Linked DNA regions of Homo sapiens: region 1 is linked to region 2. Evidence: read pairs that join two places in POLR2A ChIA-PET (ENCODE). Cell type or tissue: PC-9. All regions are shown on one strand. Each heading gives the region's core, and the rest is flanking DNA. Links, peaks and the distances in the headings are about the cores only.

What was found. ChIA-PET counts read pairs that join two places held together with the same protein. Peaks named below come from ENCODE experiments on the same cell type or tissue, not always from the same donor. Only the 100,000 strongest peaks of a DNase experiment are listed, where the experiment ranks them.
Region 1: POLR2A ChIA-PET joins it to region 2 with 23 read pairs; 2 of 35 experiments call an interaction of 5 or more read pairs at or near these places.

What each region holds. Positions count from the first base shown.
Region 1 is chr3:184,376,546-184,385,417 of GRCh38, reverse strand. It overlaps THPO (thrombopoietin), which reads left to right and starts at 7,211. Exons shown (of 6, transcript NM_000460.4): 1 at 7,211-7,343. CHRD (chordin) reads right to left here and starts at 5,364. Exons shown (of 23, transcript NM_003741.4): 1 at 4,952-5,364; 2 at 4,623-4,726; 3 at 4,054-4,183; 4 at 3,794-3,922; 5 at 3,603-3,702; 6 at 3,398-3,485; 7 at 2,888-3,029; 8 at 2,644-2,784; 9 at 2,480-2,562; 10 at 2,255-2,402; 11 at 2,000-2,106; 12 at 1,776-1,895; 13 at 725-881; 14 at 180-400. The coding sequence starts at 5,099. In PC-9, for the core only: no CTCF peak of the experiment used is centred there; no DNase peak of the experiment used is centred there; H3K27me3 peaks cover 6,136 bases.
Region 2 is chr3:184,257,858-184,266,835 of GRCh38, reverse strand. All of the region lies in intron 2 of EEF1AKMT4-ECE2 (EEF1AKMT4-ECE2 readthrough), which reads right to left. It overlaps EEF1AKMT4 (EEF1A lysine methyltransferase 4), which reads right to left. Exons shown (of 3, transcript NM_032331.4): 3 at 8,077-8,548. The coding sequence ends at 8,261. CAMK2N2 (calcium/calmodulin dependent protein kinase II inhibitor 2) reads left to right here and starts at 5,283. Exons shown (of 2, transcript NM_033259.3): 1 at 5,283-5,719; 2 at 6,609-7,623. The coding sequence starts at 5,551. The coding sequence ends at 6,679. RefSeq lists enhancers at 3,429-4,191, 6,077-6,628, 6,629-7,179 and a silencer at 7,559-7,745. In PC-9, for the core only: no CTCF peak of the experiment used is centred there; a DNase peak (open chromatin) is centred at 5,125; H3K4me3 peaks cover 2,727 bases.

The DNA.
Region 1 (8,872 bases), core at 873-8,872, 120 kb before region 2:
GGGATTACAGGCTTGAGCCACTGCACCCAGCCTACAAATCACTGTTTAATTTATTTTATTTATGCCAGCTCTTCTATACCAGGCTGCCTGCTCTCTGCTTTCCCCAACACAGGCCCACACAGCCCTTCAAGCTAAAAAACAGAAATGTTCCAAGCTGCCGCCTACCATCACATCCTTACCTCTGAGCCATAGAATCCCTTCAGCAGCCGCCGAGGCCCTGGCGTTCCAGGAGGCCCAAGGAGGTGGGCAGTGACAGTGCCTTGTTCTGAGCCACCAAGCCCAGCCAGCAGCACTTCATAGTGCAGGTGACAGTGGGTATCCAAGGAAAGCCAGGCGTGCCCTGCTGCTTGGCTCTTCACAGGGGGTAGCACCAGGGCTCCTGCTAGGGGCACGGGCAGCGCTGGGTCCAGACAGAGGAGAGATGACAGGTGAGAAGGTGGCCTAGGGCAAGCCCTCAAACCCAGCATTCCCAGCTCCCCAGCACACATTCCACGAGCTGGAAGACACTGTCCATAGGTCCAGGGCCTGGAGAGCAGCAAGTTTTAGACCCTTGAACCTCAGCAACAGGAAGAGTCCGCCAGCAGGGCCACCCTATATGTCCCCACCTTCAGATGGCAACCGGAGCTTAGGCACAAAGAAAGACACACCAGGCTCCGGCTGTCTGCCACCATCCCTCAAATGTTCTAGGAAACCAAAGGGCAGACAGACCCCTAAGGACACTCACTGTCATGGCGGGCGCTATGCCCACAGTAGGGCAGGGCAGCCACGTGCCCCCGAAGCTCTCCGTCTGGGAAGTCCTTGGTGCCCACGTTCAGGAAGAGCTCATTCTGCAGCAGCATATGAGCCCCTCGGGCACCCAGCCCAGGGCAGATACCCACGGCCTGGGGGCAGGGGAGGATAGGCCTTCTCAGCTCTCACACGAGTCCAAGGTTCTGAAGTCTTGGACCATTTTGTGCCCCCACTCCACCCACACACACTTCCACACACCAGAAACACAGGATAAGGACCTGGCAGGCCCAGTTTCAAGGCCCTCCCCTGCTGCTTCCTAGCTATGTAACAACCTTCAAGAGTAACTTAACTTCTCCAAGTCTTCACTTCCTCATCTCTCAAATGGATACTGTGAAAGCCAAAAACTATGTAAGGCCACCAATGCAGCACCTAGCACATGGAAAGGCCCTATAAGTAGCAACCATTGCCATTACATTTACTAATATGTGGCCTGTGGCACTGTTCTCCAGGTCCAATGCTCCCATTTGACTGTGAGCTTGCTAAGCACAGGGGCCACATATGATTTGCTTTGTACTCTAGTCCCTAGTCTGGGGCTCACTAAAAATGTCAAATCATGCCGGGCACGGTGGCTCTCGCCTGTAATCCCAGCACTTTGGGAGGCCGAAGTGGGCGGACCATGAGGTCAAGAGATCAAGACCATCCTGGCCAACACGGTGAAACCCCGTCTCTACTAAAAATACAGAAATTAGCTGGGTGTGGTGGTGCACACCTGTGGTCCCAGCTACTTGGGAGGCTGAGGCAGGAGAATCGCTTGAACCCAGGAGGCAGAGGTTGCAGTAAGCCAAGATCACACCACTGCACTCCAGCCTGGTGACAGAGCCAGACTCCATCTCAAAAAAAAAAAAAAAAAAAAGTCAAATGAATAAATGAATGAGTGGGAGAACCCATGAGTGAGTGGATGATAATGAACATCCCTGCTCATCCAACCTGGCTTCCCACAGCCCATGCATTGGGCCCTGGGGTCCAGCTCCACCTGGAGCCCTCACCGTGTGTCCTCCTGGCTGGAGTCCAGCCATGTGGCACAGGACAGTGCGCTGATCCCTCCGCTGAGGCTTGGTCTCCAGTGTCATGGCCACCACCTCACTGCTTGTCCCTACCACTTGCACCTGATGGGCAGGGATGGAGGAGGGCAAAGTGGAGAGGCAGTAAAGGCCTGGGGCCTGCTGCCCACGCCACCCCTCCCCCACCTTCTGCAGCCCCTGGCTCTTACCTGATAGATCAGGGAGCCATTTCCTAGCAGCGTGAGGCTGGCTGAGCCGGCAGCACCCGTCTGGACTGGGATCAGGGCATCAGCCCCACAAAGGACACTTTGCAGGACTACGGAGGGGCAAGACAGGTGAGGCTAGGTTTACCCCATGGCCGCTTACACCCCCAGTCCACAGGATCTCTCCCACACCCACCCTGGCACTTGTCTGTGTCTCTCAGTTGTGCATGCCCGGCGCACCAGGCCCCCCCCCCGCCTCACCGTCGCAGCTCTTCCTGGCAGCAATGTGTCCACTGATGCGCAGCCCTGGCCTGCCTGCCCACTCCAGGGCCATCTGCAGCTCCCCCAGCACCAGCCAGTCCATCTCCTGGACTGTCAGGTTGGGCAGCACCTCAGCAAAGCCTGGTTCCTGGGGACAGAGCAGGGTGTGATGGGCAATAGCAAGAGGCCAAGACAGGTGGCAGCGAGAGCCAGATCCCCACTCACCTGGGCTGAGACATTGGCCTGAAGTTCTCGCAGTAGCTGCCCCTGGTGTAGAATCTGGAGCCTCAAGGGAACCTGGGTTAGTCCTGCAAGGCCGCACATGTGGGCCTTTCTGAGACAGGTGCTCTCCCTAACCTTCTCACGTGTTTTGCCCCCATCCCACTTACCCCCACTCCTGGGTTCCAGCAGCCCTCGGAAGAGCAGCAAAAAATGCAAGGAGTCCTCTGTGTCACTGAGAGTGAGCAGGGTGATGCCCCCTACGCCCTGCTGTGGGGGGCCTTCTAGAGTCAGGATGGCACTGAAGGTCTCTGGGGAAGGGACGATGATGAGAGCCCGTCAGAAACCCTCCCCCCCTTTCCTGGGTGATAGAGAAGACTCAGAACTTCACGCCCGGGGCTCTTTGCTCCCTACCTGCAGCCAGGGCCCGGTGCCGGATGAGAGGCCCCCAGACCTCCCCTGAAGGGTGAGTGAGTGTCACAAGTGCCACATGCAGCTGTTCTGCCCTAAGGAGCCGCAGAGACAACCGAGGCACTGCCCGCCACACCCCACAGACCTGGAGCAGAGAGACAAGAAGGCCCTACGCTCAGACACTGTGCAGGCTAGGCCAATTAGGATGCCCAGGCAGGGCTTATGAAAAAGGAACATGGAAAGGAACCTCCAGGGTGCCCTAGGAAGCTTAAGAAAGAACGCTGGAGCCAGATGCTTGGGTTCCAATCCTGGCTGCACCACTTACTAGCTGTGTGACCTTGAACAAATCACATTATCCTACTGAGCCTCAGTTCCCCCTTCTGTAAAATGGGCATCATAATGTCAGTGCCTTCCTCCCACTGGGCTGTGGTGAGGACCACGGGAGGCAATGCAGAGCATGCTCTCGGCACAGTGCCCAGACTGGGCAAGTGCTCATAAATGGCATCATCTCACCAGGCCATCTTGGGTGGGGGCTGCAGGGTGCTCAAACAGGACACTGCCATTGGAGTCTGAGAAGCGGATCCTGGTAGGGCGGTCCAGCCTGGGAATGAGAGGTCGGGTGAGGCCGGACTGAGCCAAAAGCAGCCCCTCCCAGCTCTCCCAGTTTCCCTCCCGGGCCCCGGCAGCTGACCCCTCCTTGCTCCTTCCCCTTTCTCACCGCCTGTAGGAGATAGAGAAGCGGAGGCTAGAGCGCAGCAGCGAGACTCGGGCTCGTGCCACCGCCTGCGACCTCGGCCCTGTCAGCAGCGCCACGAAGTCTGGGACGGGAGGAAGATGGCCTGAGCACTGTCAAACGCCGCTTTGGTGGCCCAGCCTCAACCACAACCCCGCTGTTCGCCAGCCCCCTACCCGTGTGGCCGTCACCACGGGCCCGCTCCTCAGCGCCTGGCTCCCCGCGGTCGCTATAACTGCGATGCTCCGGGTCCCGCGGATACTCGAAGGACAGGCCGCTCGGCTGCCGCTCCGAACTGCTGCGCTCTGCGGGCGGGGGGGTAAGAACACGGGCTTCAGCTGGCCATGGGAAAGGCCAGTCCGACGCCCCATCCAAGTGGCCCGGGACCTAGTATCGTGGCCCTGCCTCCCTCCCCGCAGGGCGGAGCAAGACTTACCCTGGGGGCAGGTCTGGCAGCAGTGTCCCGGCAGCTGGCGCGGCTGCCCACAGGCCGGGGTTGGGCACTCTGGTTTGATGTTCTTGCAGCTGACCCTGCCAGGGCCCCTGGTACGGCGACCCCACTGAGGCTGCTCCCGGAAAAGGCGGGAAACCCAAGTGAGTGCAAGATGCCAACTGATGAGACCCCCCCAGGCAAGGATGTCCCGCAGAGTCAGCCAGCTCTGCCACTTACAAGCTGCGTGACCCTAGACAAGCTACTTCATCTCTCTGGGCCTCAAGGTCCCTGTCTGGAAAATGGGGATAATAATACTCTCTATCTAGCAAGGCTGCCATGAGAGTTAGATGAGCAGGGAACGAAACGGAGTTGGCACAGAGCCTCACACAGAGTGGGCGATCAGTAACAGCACCTAAGAATTGGAGGGGCTGATTCCCCTTCCTCCACCAGAAAAATATCCCCAACATCTGCCGACTGGGCTCCTTCTCAGCAGCTCCGAGTCCACTCCGACGCCCGCGCGACCCGGCGCTCCCCACCCGCCAGGGCCCGGGCCGGCCGCGGGGTGCACTCACCGCCTCGCAGGCGCACAGCACGCAGCGCATCACCCCGAATGGCTCCCCTAGGTCCGGGTGCCACGTCTCGTCCAAGGCATAGACCTTCCCGCCGAAGGTGCAGCCTGCGGGGACGGGCTTGGCTGGAGGCCGCTGCCCAGCTCGCGCCGTGTGCCGCCCCGGGGGCTGCCCGCGGGTCCCGGGTCCCAGGCACCGCGCCCTTCTGCCCCCGCCCACCCTCCGGGCCGCCCGCCGCGCCGAGCCACCTGCGCCCCGCGCCCCCTCCGGGCTGGCGCTGACTCGCCCCGAGCCCGACTCCCCGCCCGCGCCTCCCCCGGGCGCCCACCTACCTGCCGCTCCCCGAACGGGCAGCGGCTCCTTCTCAGAACGGATGGGCAGCACGGGGGGCTCTGGGCCGGCGCCGCGGGCCGGCCGGGAGCCGAGCAGCAGCAGCCCGAGGAGCAGCAGCGGGGCCGGCGGGGCCGGGAGGCTCGGCATGACGCGAACGGGACAGCTGGGGAGGAGGGAGGGAGGAGGGCGCGGGAGCGGGCGGAGGGAGGGAGGCGGGAGTGCGGAGGGCGGAGGGCCGGGCCGGGGGCGGTGCGGCGGGAGGGGGCCGGGGCCGGGGCCGGGGCCGGGGCAGTGCCGCGAGGGGCTCGTCGGGCGGCCGCAGAGTCGGCGCCGGGCCGGGCGGGGCGGGAGGAGCGGCCGGGAGGAGCGCGGGCGGGCGGGCGCTGACCCGGGCCGTACGCGGCTCTACTGCCCCGGGCGCCGGCTCCGGCCCGTTTTATGCCCCGCGCCCGACGCCCCGGCCGGGGGCCTCCTCCTCAGCAAACGGGGCGGCGGCGGCAGCTCGGCGAGGGGCCGGGCTGAGCCCGGGGGGTCCGACCCAGCAGCAGCGGCCCGGATCGCGGGTGGGGGAGGGGAGGGAGGGGCTGGGACCGGGCAGGGGAGGAGGGAGGGGCGGGAGGGGAAGGGGGAGCGGGGGAGGGGGAGGGGAGGGACCAGGGGGCGCGAAGAGGGGGAGGAGAGGCGGGCCCGGAGCCCCCCGCTGCTGGCGGCCACAGGGCGGCTGGACCAGGAGGTCGGTGTCCAGCCCAGGAAGGGAGCCTCAGGCTAGGGAGGGGCAGAGGCTAGGCCTGAGGCCTGGACCGCTCTGTGAGCGAGGACCCGGTTCCGCCCGAAGGATGAAGACTTGTCTTTAAAGATGACAACGTACAGGAAAGGTCCATCAGCCGATCTCCCCCTGCCTGGGCCCACAGCGCCCCCCAAACCCTCACCACCCTCTCTCACTGCCTAGCCTGCCTCCCTACCTTCTCTCTGAGGTCGCTCCTCATTCTTGTGTTACCCAGGACAGGGACCTAGCCAGAAACCGGCAGCATTCCCCCTTCTGTGGAGTGACAGTATCTCCCTCTCATTGTAACTTATCCTCAGGCGCATTCGACAGTCCCCTCTTGCTTTCTCACCCCCTTCCTTCACCCAAGGGACCCTCTGCCTCTCCAGCCCACTCCCAGCCTCCTTTCTCTTGGTTCCCTGGTCATGCCTGCCTCCCTGTCTCCTGTCTCTCCCTCCCACACACACCCACTATCCTCCCAGCTATCCCAGCACCCTCCTTCCTAATCTTGGGAGACATCTCGTCTGGCTGGACGGGAAAATTCCAGGATCTAGGCCACACTTCTCAGCAGACATGCCCATCCTTGGGGAGGAGGAACAGGAGAGAGCCTGAGGAAGTTCTGGGGGACAGGGGGATGATGGGATCAAGGTCAGGCCAGGAAGCCCCTGAGGACAGAGACTGTGGGGAGACTGGGACTGGGAAGAAAGCAAAGGAGCTAGAGCCAGGGCCAAAGGAAAAGGGGGGCCAGCAGGGAGGTATTTGCGGGGGAGGTCCAGCAGCTGTCTTTCCTAAGACAGGGACACATGGGCCTGGTTATTCCTCTTGTCACATGTGGAACGGTAGGAGATGGAAGACGGAGACAGAACAAGCAAAGGAGGGCCCTGGGCACAGAGGTCTGTGTGTGTAGCCATCTAAGCCACTGGACCCCAGCAGACGAGCACCTAAGCTCAGGCTTAACCCAGTGCACGTGTGCGCACATACATGTGCCCCGCACCTGACAGTCCACTCAACCCGTCCAAACCCTTTCCCCATAACACCAACCCATAACAGGAGATTTCTCTCATGTGGGCAATATCCGTGTTCCCACTTCGAAAGGGGGAATGACAAGATAGGACTCCCTAGGGGATTACAGAAAGAAAAGCAGGAAAGCAAGCATCCTGTTGGATTTCAGCAGCAGGTATGATGTCCAGGGAAAAGAAATTTGGATAGCCAGGGAGTGAAAACCCCACCAATCTTAAACAAGACCTCTGTGCTTCTTCCCCAGCAACACAAATGTCCTGCCAGATTCCTCCTGGAAAAAAACTTCTGCTCCTGTCCCCCTCCAGGTCCCAGGTTGCCCATGTCCAGGAAAAGATGGATCCCCCTATCCAAATCTTCTCCGTGGTGTGTGTGGGTGGAGGAGTGGACCCTGGTCCAGGCAGGGGCTCCAGGGAAGAGAAGGCGTCACTTCCGGGGGCCTTCACCAGTGTCTGGTGGCTCCCTTCTCTGATTGGGCAGAAGTGGCCCAGGCAGGCGTATGACCTGCTGCTGTGGAGGGGCTGTGCCCCACCGCCACATGTCTTCCTACCCATCTGCTCCCCAGAGGGCTGCCTGCTGTGCACTTGGGTCCTGGAGCCCTTCTCCACCCGGTGAGTGGCCAGCAGGGTGTGGGGTTATGTGAGGGTAGAAAGGACAGCAAAGAGAAATGGGCTCCCAGCTGGGGGAGGGGCAGGCAAACTGGAACCTACAGGCACTGACCTTTGTCGAGAAGAGTGTAGCCTTCCCAGAATGGGAGGAGCAGGGCAGAGCAGGGGTAGGGGGTGGGGTGCTGGTTTCTGAGGGACTGATCACTTACTTGGTGGAATACAGCACAGCCCTGGCTGGCCCTAAGGAAAGGGGACATGAGCCCAGGGAGAAAATAAGAGAGGGAGCTGCACTTAGGGCTTAGCAAACACAGTAGTAAGATGGACACAGCCCCAATCCCCATTCTTAGCTGGTCATTCCTCGTTAGCTTAAGGTTCTGAATCTGGTGCTGGGGAAGCTGGGCCAGGCAAGCCAGGGCGCAAGGAGAGGGTAATGGGAGGAGGGCCCACTCATGTTGACAGACCTACAGGAAATCCCAATATTGAATCAGGTGCAAGCCTCTTTGCACAACTTGTGAAAGGAGGAGGAAGCCATGTGGGGGGTCCTGTGAAGGAACCGGAAGGGGTTCTGCCAAGGGGGCAGGGAGGCAGGTGTGAGCTATGAGACAGATATGTTAGTGGGCGCCTAAGACAAGGTAAGCCCCTAAGGTGGGCATCACCCAGCAGGTGCCCGTTCCTGGGCAGCTGGTCTCAGGAAGGAAGTCCCAGAACTGTTAGCCCATCTCTTGGCCTCAGATAATGGAGTATTTCAGGACTTGGAGTCCAGAGAAAAGCTCCAGTGGCTTTATGTGTGGGGGTAGATAGGGAAAGAATAGAGGTTAATTTCTCCCATACCGCCTTTTAATCCTGACCTCTAGTGGTCCCAGTTACAGCTTTGTGCAGTTCCCCTCCCCAGCCCCACTCCCCACCGCAGAAGTTACCCCTCAACATATTGCGCCCGTTTGCCAGTTCCTCACCCAGGCCCTGCATCCCATTTTCCACTCTCTTCTCCAGGCTGAAGCCACAATACTTTCCTTCTCTATCCCCATCCCAGATTTTCTCTGACCTAACAACCAAGGTTGCTCAGAATTTAAGGCTAATTAAGATATGTGTGTATACATATCATGTCCTGCTGCTCTCAGCAGGGGTAGGTGGCACCAAATCCATGTCCGATTCACTGAGGAGTCCTGACAAAAAGGAGACACCATATGCTTTCTTGCTTTCTTTCTTTCTTTCTTTCTTTCTTTTTTTTTTTTGAGACGGAGTTTCACTCTTATTGCCCAGGCTGGAGTGCAATGGTGCGATCTCGGCTCACCACAACCTCCGCCTCCCAGGTACAAGCGATTCTCCTGTCTCAGCCTCCCAAGTAGCTTGGATTACAGGCATGAACCACCACACCCTGCTAGTTTTTTTGTATTTCGTAGAGCCGGGGTTTCACCATGTTAGTGAGGCTGGTGGCGAACTCCTGACCTCAGGTGATCCACCCGCCTTGGACTCCCAAAGTGCTGGGATTACAGGCATGAGCCACTGCACCCGGCACACCATATGCTTTCATC
Region 2 (8,978 bases), core at 360-8,359:
TTACAGGTGTAAGCCACCACACCCGGCCTATATTTTTTGAGATGGAGTCTTGTTTTGCCACCCAGGCTGGAGTGCAGTGGCCAATCTTGGCTCACTGCTACCTCTGCCTCCCGGGTTCAAGCAATCCTCCTGCCTCAGCCTCCCCAGTAGCTAGGATTACAGGCGCCCACCACCATGCCCAGCTAATTTTTGTACTTTTAGTAGAGATGGGGTTTTGCCATGTTGGCCAGGCTGGTCTTGAACTCCTGACCTCAGGTGATCCACCCGCCTCAGCCTCCCAGAGTGCTGGGATTACAAGTGTGAGCCACCACACCCAGCTTACCCCAAAATATTTCTAACAGCTTGTATTTGTTTCTTAGGGCCGCTGTAACAAGGTACCACAAACTGAGGGCTTAAAACAACAGAAACTTATTCTCTCACAGTTTTGGAGGCCAGAAGTCCAAAATCAAGGTGTTGGTAGGGTTAAGCTCCTTTGGAAGACTCTAGTAAAGAATTCTTCCTTGCCTCTTTCAGCTGCTGGTGGCTCCCAACAATTCTTGGTTTTCCTTACCTTGTAGTTCCCTCACTCCTATCTCTGCGTCTTTCATGTGGCCTTTTTCCCTGTGTGTCTGTTCTCTTCTTATAAACACATTGGTGATGGGATTTAGGGCCCACCATAATCCAGTATAACCCCATCTTAATTTATTTTTTATTTTTTTCTTTCTATATAAGACAGGGTCTCCCTATGTTGCCCAGGCTGGTCTTCAACTCCTGGGCTCATGGGATCTTCCTGCCTTGGCCTCCCAAAGTGCTAGGATTACAGGCATGAGCCACCACACCCGGCCTATATTTTTTTATTTTATTTTATTTTATTTTTTGAGACAGGATCTCACTCTGTCACAGAGGCTGGAGTGCAGTGGCACAATCTGGGCTATTTTTAGTAGAGATGGGGTTTCTCCATCTTGGCCAGGCTGGTCTTGAACTCCTGACCTCAGGTGATCCACCCGCCTGGGCCTCCCAAAGTGCTGGGATTACAGGCATTAGCCACCTAGCCTGACTGTACCTTATCTTAACTAATTGTATCTGCAAAAGCCCTATTTCCAAATAAGGTCACACTTTTTTTTTTTTTAGACAGGGTCTTGCTCTGCCACCCAGGCTACAGTGCAGTGCGGTACAGTCATAGCTCACTGTCAACTAGCTTCTGTGCTCAAGTTATCCTCCTACCTCAGCCTCCCAAGTAGCTGGGACTACAGGCATGCACCACCATGCCTAACTAATTTTTTTTTTTTTAGTAGAGATGGCGTCTCACTATATTGCCCAGGCTGGTTTTGAACTCCTAGGCTCAAGTCATCCTCCCGCCTTGGCCTCCCAAAGTGCTGGGATTACAGGCATGAGCCACTGCACCTGGCCCTGGGTCACACTTTGAGGTTACAGGTGAACATTGAATTGTTGTGGGAGTCCCTATTCAATCCACTACAGGGGTCTACAGTTTCCACTTGACTAAAAGTGTCACTAATACTCAATTGTCAAAAGGCATGTTATCTGTGTAGAGCACGTGGACAAGTATACTAGGTTTGAGGGACTTCCAATTGAGAGACTCAATGCACTGTCACGCAACTCTATACAAGCTTTATTTCATTTTAGTGAAAATGTATTTTCCTCTCATGGGAAGGAAGCAGAATATCAGAATTTTAAAGAGAGGAGCAGAATTTAAAGAAATCCCCACATTTTTACAACATAGCTGAAGCTTATATATCATAATAGTCCACAGGTTTGTACTTAGGACTTTTGCTTTAACCATGATCCAGCAGGCACGGCCGGGACGGGAATATAATTATTTAAGAAGGAGGTAACCAAGTGAATTCTGGATTAAACTGTCATTTTTCCAATCTCCCTCATTGTGCAGAGAGAAAGGAGAATTGTTTCAATTCCTCACACAATACTCTTATCTCATCCTTGGCAAGAACCCTCATGCCTCTTCTTTGGCATTTTAGGTGAGGGGCAGCTCACTACCTCCCGAGACAACCCACTTTACCCCAGGACAGTTTCATCTACAAAACTGTCCTTTTCTTTCTTTTTTGAGTCAGGGTCTTGCTCTGTCACCCAGGCCAGAGTGCAGTGGCACCATTATGGCTCACTGCAGCCTCAAACTCCTGTGCCCAGGTGATCCTTCTACCACAGCCTTGCAAGTAGCTGGGACCACAGGTGTGTACCACCATACCCGGCTTGCTTATTTATTTACTTATTTATTTAGAGATGGGGCCTAGTTATGTTGTCCAGCCTGGTCTCCAACTCCTGGCTTCAAGCGATCCTTCTGCTTCAGCCTTCTGAGTGGCGGAATTCATAGGTGTGAGCCATGAATGTTGCCCAGCAAAACGTTCCTTAATAAGTAGGTTTTATCATCCCCATGCTTCAGACTAGAACATGGGGCTTACAGAGGTATCATATCATGCAGACACATGGTGAAAAGACTAGAAGGATATATATATATATATATAGTTATAAGGCCGGGTGTGGTAGCTCATGCCTATAATCCCAGCACTTTGGGAGGCCAAGGCGGGCGGATCGCGAGGTCAGGAGTTCAAGACCAGCCTGGCCAACATAGTGAAACCTCATCTCTACAAAAAATACAAAGACTGGCAGGGCGCAGTGGCTCACACCTGTAATCTCAATACTTTGGGAGGCCGAGTGGGCGGATCACGAGGTCAAGAGATTGAGACCATCCTGGCCAACATGGTGAAACCCTGTCTCTACTAAAAATACAAAAATTAGCTGGGAGTGGTGGCACACACTTGTAGTCCCAGCTACCCAGGAGGCTGAGGCATGAGAATCACTTGAACACAGGAGGGGGAGGTTGCAGTGAGCTGAGATGGCGCCATTGCACTCCAGCCTGGCGACAGAGTGAGACTCCATCTCAAAAAAAAAAAAAAAAAAAAAAAAAAAAAAAAGCTGGGCATGGTGGCGTGTGCCTGTAGTCCCAGCTACTCGGGAGGCTGAGGCAGGAGAATCGCTTGAACCTGGGAGGTAGAGGTTATGGTGAGCCAAGATCGCGCCATTGCACTCCAGCCTGGGCAACGGAGCAAGACTCCGTGTCAAAAAAAAAAAAAAAAAAAAAGATGTTATGTGATTTTCTTAATTTTCCTAAAATTTTTTTCCTTCCTTCCTTCCTTTCTCTCTCTCTCTCTCTCTCTCTCTCTCTCTCTCTCTCTCTCTCTCTCTTTCTTTTATTGAGACGGAGTCTCGCCTCGCTTTGTCACCCAGGCTGGAGTGCAATGGCCCAATGTCCGCCAACTGCCACCTTTGCCACCCTAGGTCAAGCGGTTCTTGTGCCTCAGCCTCCCAAGTAGCTGGGACTGCAGGTGTGTGCCACACCTGGCTAATTTTTTTTGTATTTTTAGTAGAGACAGGGTTTTGCCATGTTGATCAGGCTGGTCTCAAACTCCTGACCTCAGGTGATCCACCCACCTCGGCCTCCCAAAGTGCTGGTATTGCAGGCGTGAGCCACTGAGCCCGGCCTCCTAAAATGTTTTAAGTACAAACGAATTAATTTTTTAAAACCATGATTATGGGTCCTTCAGTTCAAGGTCACTGAGAAAGTGGGAGTCAGGATTGGAACCCATTACTGGACAACTTCCAGTGTATGTGGAATTTTCTGGACTCTCTTCCAGTGACCCCAGTCTTCCGCCTTTATTGTCCTTCCAGTTTCAGGGCTCCTCTCACTCCAGGCTGGGCCTCCACCTCCAGCTGTGGCCCTCATCCCGGAGACTAGGACAGAGCAGAGGAGGGCTTCATAGTGATGGGCCCCCAGGCCTGGGCCCTTGAGTGAGGCTGGCATCAAGGTATCCTGTGGCATACCGCCCCCCCCATCCAGTTCCCTGGGCAGCCACCATTGCGTTTGTCCCTGTGTCTCCGGTATTAACACCTGGCGAGAAAGTGTTGGAAGGAGACCCACTACAAGGCAGCCTCACCAGCTGTGTGATTTGGTAATTTGGCCAGATTAAGGAAGGAAAGCGCGTTCGCCTGGAGTGTGGAATGAACGTACAGGGTGATCATTACCGTTTTCAGCGCTGCCGTCACTGTCGCCGCATGTGAGACACCCCCTCCTCCCCAAGGCCAGTGATTGCGCCAGAGCTCCTGCGCGCTGGCAAGCAGGTGACGCCGCGGGTGACGGCCAGCCAGGGCGGGGGTTGTGGGGGCGGGAGGCAAGGGGAGAAGAGGGCATGTTCCCATCGGTGAGGCGAGAACTCACCCGTGGTCCAAAGCAACGAGGGCGGGGGGCACCCTCCATCTCTACCGCACTCCCTCGGGGCACACACTGGCGCGCTCCGCGTCCTCAGGTGCTCCGAGCTTCCCCGCGTCACCCGCAGCCCAGGGCGCCCCCCGCGACGCCGCCATTCATTCCTCCTACACTGCGAGCGCACCACTCCAGAGCCGCGGGGGGCTACAGCCACCGGACTAGGGCTGGGGGTGTCTGCCCTGGTGCGCGCGCGTCGGCCCAGTTTCTATAGACCCCTCCTAGGAGAGACTGAAATACCCAGATTCAGGAGACGGAGACACTGGCACAGAGATACAGGAGTCAAGAATGGAGATAGATAGAGAAAGGCAGACACTTAAGGGACAGGCATAGACAAAGGCCATAACACAGCGAAAGAGATACGGGGCACAGAGACAGAGAGATACAGACACTTAGAGATGGACTGACACACACAAAGGCGGAGACAGAGACACAGACCGGCACTCAGAGGCGCACGGACCCTGACGATCTACTTAAGACCAGCAGAGCAACTAGTACAAGAGCGCGTCAGCGGCAAGGGCACCATCCCACTGGCCCGAGCTCTTCCCGCGCTGTGGGTTCGTGCCTTCCCCAGTCACCCTGTACCCGAGTCTCCTCCCCGCGCATTTCCCGCTCCCCGCTTTCCATTGCCAGCCCTGCGGCCGCCTTCCCGCCCCAACGCGCCCGGCCAGCTTTTGCCCTCCTGCTCCCAGTCCCCCTTGCACGCCTCTCCCAGCCTAGGGGTCAGACCCTCCTCCAAGCTCCTCCAGTACCAGGCTCGATCCCACCCCCCTTCGGTCCCGCCCCTCCCCGCGAGGTCCCGGCCGGGTTGGCTGGTACTATTCCCCAAGACCCACGTGCTGGCCATTCCCCGCCACAGTGCGGGAACCTCCCACTCCAGCTGCCTCTGTTCCCGGGGTAGCTGGGCGCGCTCCTGCCCCCGGCCCCGCCTCTTTCCCCTGGCCAGTGCCCGCCCCGCCTCCACCGCGCCCCGCCCGCCGTGCTCTGCCGCAGTCGGGCGCTCATCGTCATTCCGCTCTTGCCGCCGCCGCCGCCACCCCCGCCCCCCGCCCCCGCCCCCGCCCGGTCCCCGCCACCGCCGCCGCCGCCGCCTGCCCAGCGGCCCGGGAGGCGGAGGCGCGGGGGAGGAGGCCCCGCTTGGCTCCTCAGCCCCGGATGCTGCATGACTTCATCCTTCCGCCGGCTCCCCTGCTGAGGTAGGGCCGGTCCGGCAGCAAGCCCGCCGCCCGCGCCCCGCCGCAGTCCCGCTCCCGCCCCGCGCCCACCCCGCGCCCGCCATGTCCGAGATCCTGCCCTACAGCGAAGACAAGATGGGCCGCTTCGGCGCAGACCCCGAGGGCTCCGACCTCTCCTTCAGCTGCCGCCTGCAGGACACCAACTCCTTCTTCGCGGGCAACCAGGCCAAGCGACCCCCCAAGCTGGGCCAGATCGGCCGAGCCAAGCGAGGTACGCGGCCCGGGCCCGGAGTCGCCGCCTGACCCAGAAACCCTCCGCCGGGCGCCCCCCGGCTGCCGTTCCCCGCCGAGTGCCCGCAGCTCTTGCCGCAGACCAGCGCACCAGCCGCTCTCCAGCCCGGGCTGGAGGGGGGGGTCCCCGCTGCAGTGTGTGTCCCCCTCTTCCCTTCTCCCGGGAACACGGTGCCCCGGATTCGATGCTCGCCACCTCTGGAAGCAGAGCCCTGGCACCCGGGCGAGGGGGAGGGGCCGGTCGGGGCATTTGGGGCTGCACGGAAGTGGGAGCACGGGGTAACGGGCTGATTCTTTGGGATCAAATACTGAGTCGGTGGACAATACGAAGAACCTTCGGGTCGAGAGGGACGTCTAACAAGAGAGGGCAGGAGGCCGGGGGTCCGCTTGTCTTGGTTGTTTGCATGGGGAGGGGAGCTCTGTTGGTGCCAGGATCGGAAGAGGGGTTCCAGCGGCGAGAGGGCTCAGGTTGAGGAGAGGGCTGGACCAGCTGGATACTCGGTTTGAGCCCCATTTGAGCAGGGGGATCTGTTGAAGTGCGGGTTGAAGAGGGGGATTCCGTGAGCAAGAGGTTTCTGATCAACTCAGAGGGAGGAAGGCTCAGGTGGCAGGAGGGCTCGCACTGGGAGGGAGAATAGCTGGAGCCTTTGGAAGAGGGGCGTTCCGCCATCGGGAGGGGAGGGGGTCTAGGCTTGGCGGCGGGTTGGGTCTCCAGAAGAGTTCGGACGGGGAGGACACCGCGGCACAGGGTTCCGAGGGGCGTCGCTGGGCCACGGGCAGTAGCTGCGCGGGAAGCTAGGACGCGGGGCTCATTCTCATCGCCGCCGCCCCCCGAGGCCGCGCGGCTGACGCGCTTTCTCCCTGCGCAGTGGTGATCGAGGATGACCGGATAGACGACGTGCTGAAGGGGATGGGGGAGAAGCCGCCGTCCGGAGTGTAGACGCGCCGGCTCGGGCGGCGGGCTCCGGGCCCAGCCTCGCAGCGGCCAGGAGCGCGGGCCGGCGATGCGGCTGCCGGCGCCCCCCCGCCCCGGCCCAGGCGCCCGCGGGCGGGGGCTGCAGGGCCGTGCCGCCGCCGCCGCCAGGCACTCCGGAGCTGTCCGCTTCAGCACCACGGCGGCCGCGGTAGCGGCGGCGCGGACCCGCCCGGAACCCGCCGCCGCGCTCATGCACTTTAAAACCTCGGGCCGCAGCCCCACCCCGCACACCGGAACGGACACGGAGACCCGCGGCCCCCAGCCCCCGGCCCGCCCCCTCCCGCACGGCTCCCCTGCCCCGCCCCCCTCCGGCCAGTCTGGTCTGCAGACCGGGCGGCCGCCGGTGTCGGACCGCGCGCGGCCAGGGATGTTTGGCTGCGTACTTGCATGAGCTTTCCACCCACTTGAGCCCAGTCCTCCGGGCCGTTCCTCGCCCCCACCCCTGTCTGGCGTGACCCCAGCCTCAGCCTCTTTCTAAGGGACTTCCTCAGCACATTTGTATTTTTATATCCGACTCTTTGTTTACTGGCTCTGCTCATGGTTCCTGCCCTCCCCTCAGTCTCGGCCACGCTCTTCTGCGCCTGGCAGATAGGATGGGTGTTGAGGCTGGGATGAGACAAGCCCCCGACACGGTTACCAACCACATGGCCAGTCTGCCCAGGCCTGACCCCAGGAGGCTTTCTGGCAGACCCCTTCTCCCCAAGGTATCATCACCTTCCAAGGGCCCAGATCCGATTTTACCTTGGACCCCTGCGTCTTGCCCCTGGGAACCCAAATGGGGACTGCTCTGAACCTTTGGATGACATCTGTGGCCCCGGAGATGTTCTCAACCCAGGGGTGCCCTTCGTAAATGTTCCTCCATCCTCACTGTACCAGGAGTGTGTGAATAAACACAGACCCCCTCTGTGTGTGTGTGGCCGCTGCTTAGGTCTCAGGAGCCAGGCCAAAATGGGAGGGGGGGCAGGTACTTGGGAATCTCAGGTGCATGTTGCTGGTGAGGGACGGTTGCCAAGTAAGACAGACAGGCCAGGCTGGCCTGGGAACCTCATTATGATGTGGCCTCCTTGGGTAGAGATACAACCCAGGCGTGACTGGTCACCAGTGTTGGGGATGGAGCTAGGGTGAGAAACATAAAGCAATCTAGGTTCAAAGCCTGCAGTCTCCTGTGGATAAATCAAGGCTAGATGAGGATCAGTAACAGGCCCCAGGAACAACGGTCTCCAGGCTGGCTGGTGTGCAGAGGGGTTATGATGAGCTTTGCCCCAGGGGATGCATCACTGGTGGTTTGGTGTGGTGGCAGAGGAGGTTGGGGAACCCAGGAGAGAACTGAGGAACCCAAGAAAGAAGCAAGAAACCTGGAATCTGGATCTAGTTGGAGCTGGGCTGTATTGGTTCATGTGGGTTCGCTCCCACCCTCTATCTTAGGCATGAGGCCCCTGGGATGTAAGCACCTTGGACCCAACCCCAAGTCCTAAGTCAGGAATTCCAACTACCTGAGGAGCCCAGGGCAGAATGGCAGGAAGGGTGGAGGACCATGCTCTGGCCTCAGAGCTGAATGGCACTAAGGAAGTCCTCATGATCTGAGTCCTGAAGGAAGCAAGGTGAGGTGGGAGGTCTGGGGGGTGAGAGGATTTGGGCCCCCAGAGCCAGCTGGGCCACACTGAGCTTCCCGCCCTTGTGCATGAGGTAGAGATGGAAGTGGAAACCGCTGCCATAGGTAGCATGCCTCAGGGACCAGCCATAATAGGCTTGGGCATAGTGTCTGGTCCGAAAGTGGGGGGCAGCAGAAGTCATTGAGATAAACCGGCCTCCAGGGACAAGCACGCGGCTCACCTGCAAGGCAGACAGAGAAGCCATTGGTGAGAAGTGGATCTTCAGGTTCTCAAAGGTCAGTACTGCTCCAGATGCTCTCCCAGTCAAACCTCAGGAACCACCCCACATCTGTAGCTCAGGCTTTCCATGGCAAAGAGTGAGCCACTTTCTCTGCCCCTGGCCATTCCTTGGGATTAGGGCTATATTCTATTCAGGGAAGGGTATAGGAGTGATATCAGGTATAGGGGCACCACTTTCCTATAACTGCTCACCTTGGCAGTCTCTGTCACCTGTCAGGAACCTGGCTGCTACCTCATCCCTATGGCAACCCAGTAACCACATGTCAGCCTTTGTGAGCCTGACTACTCCAGCCGCCTCTATAAATCTCGACCCCGCTTAACCCTTCCCTCCCTTCAGAGAGCCACACTCCTGAGGGCGACCCACTACTTGC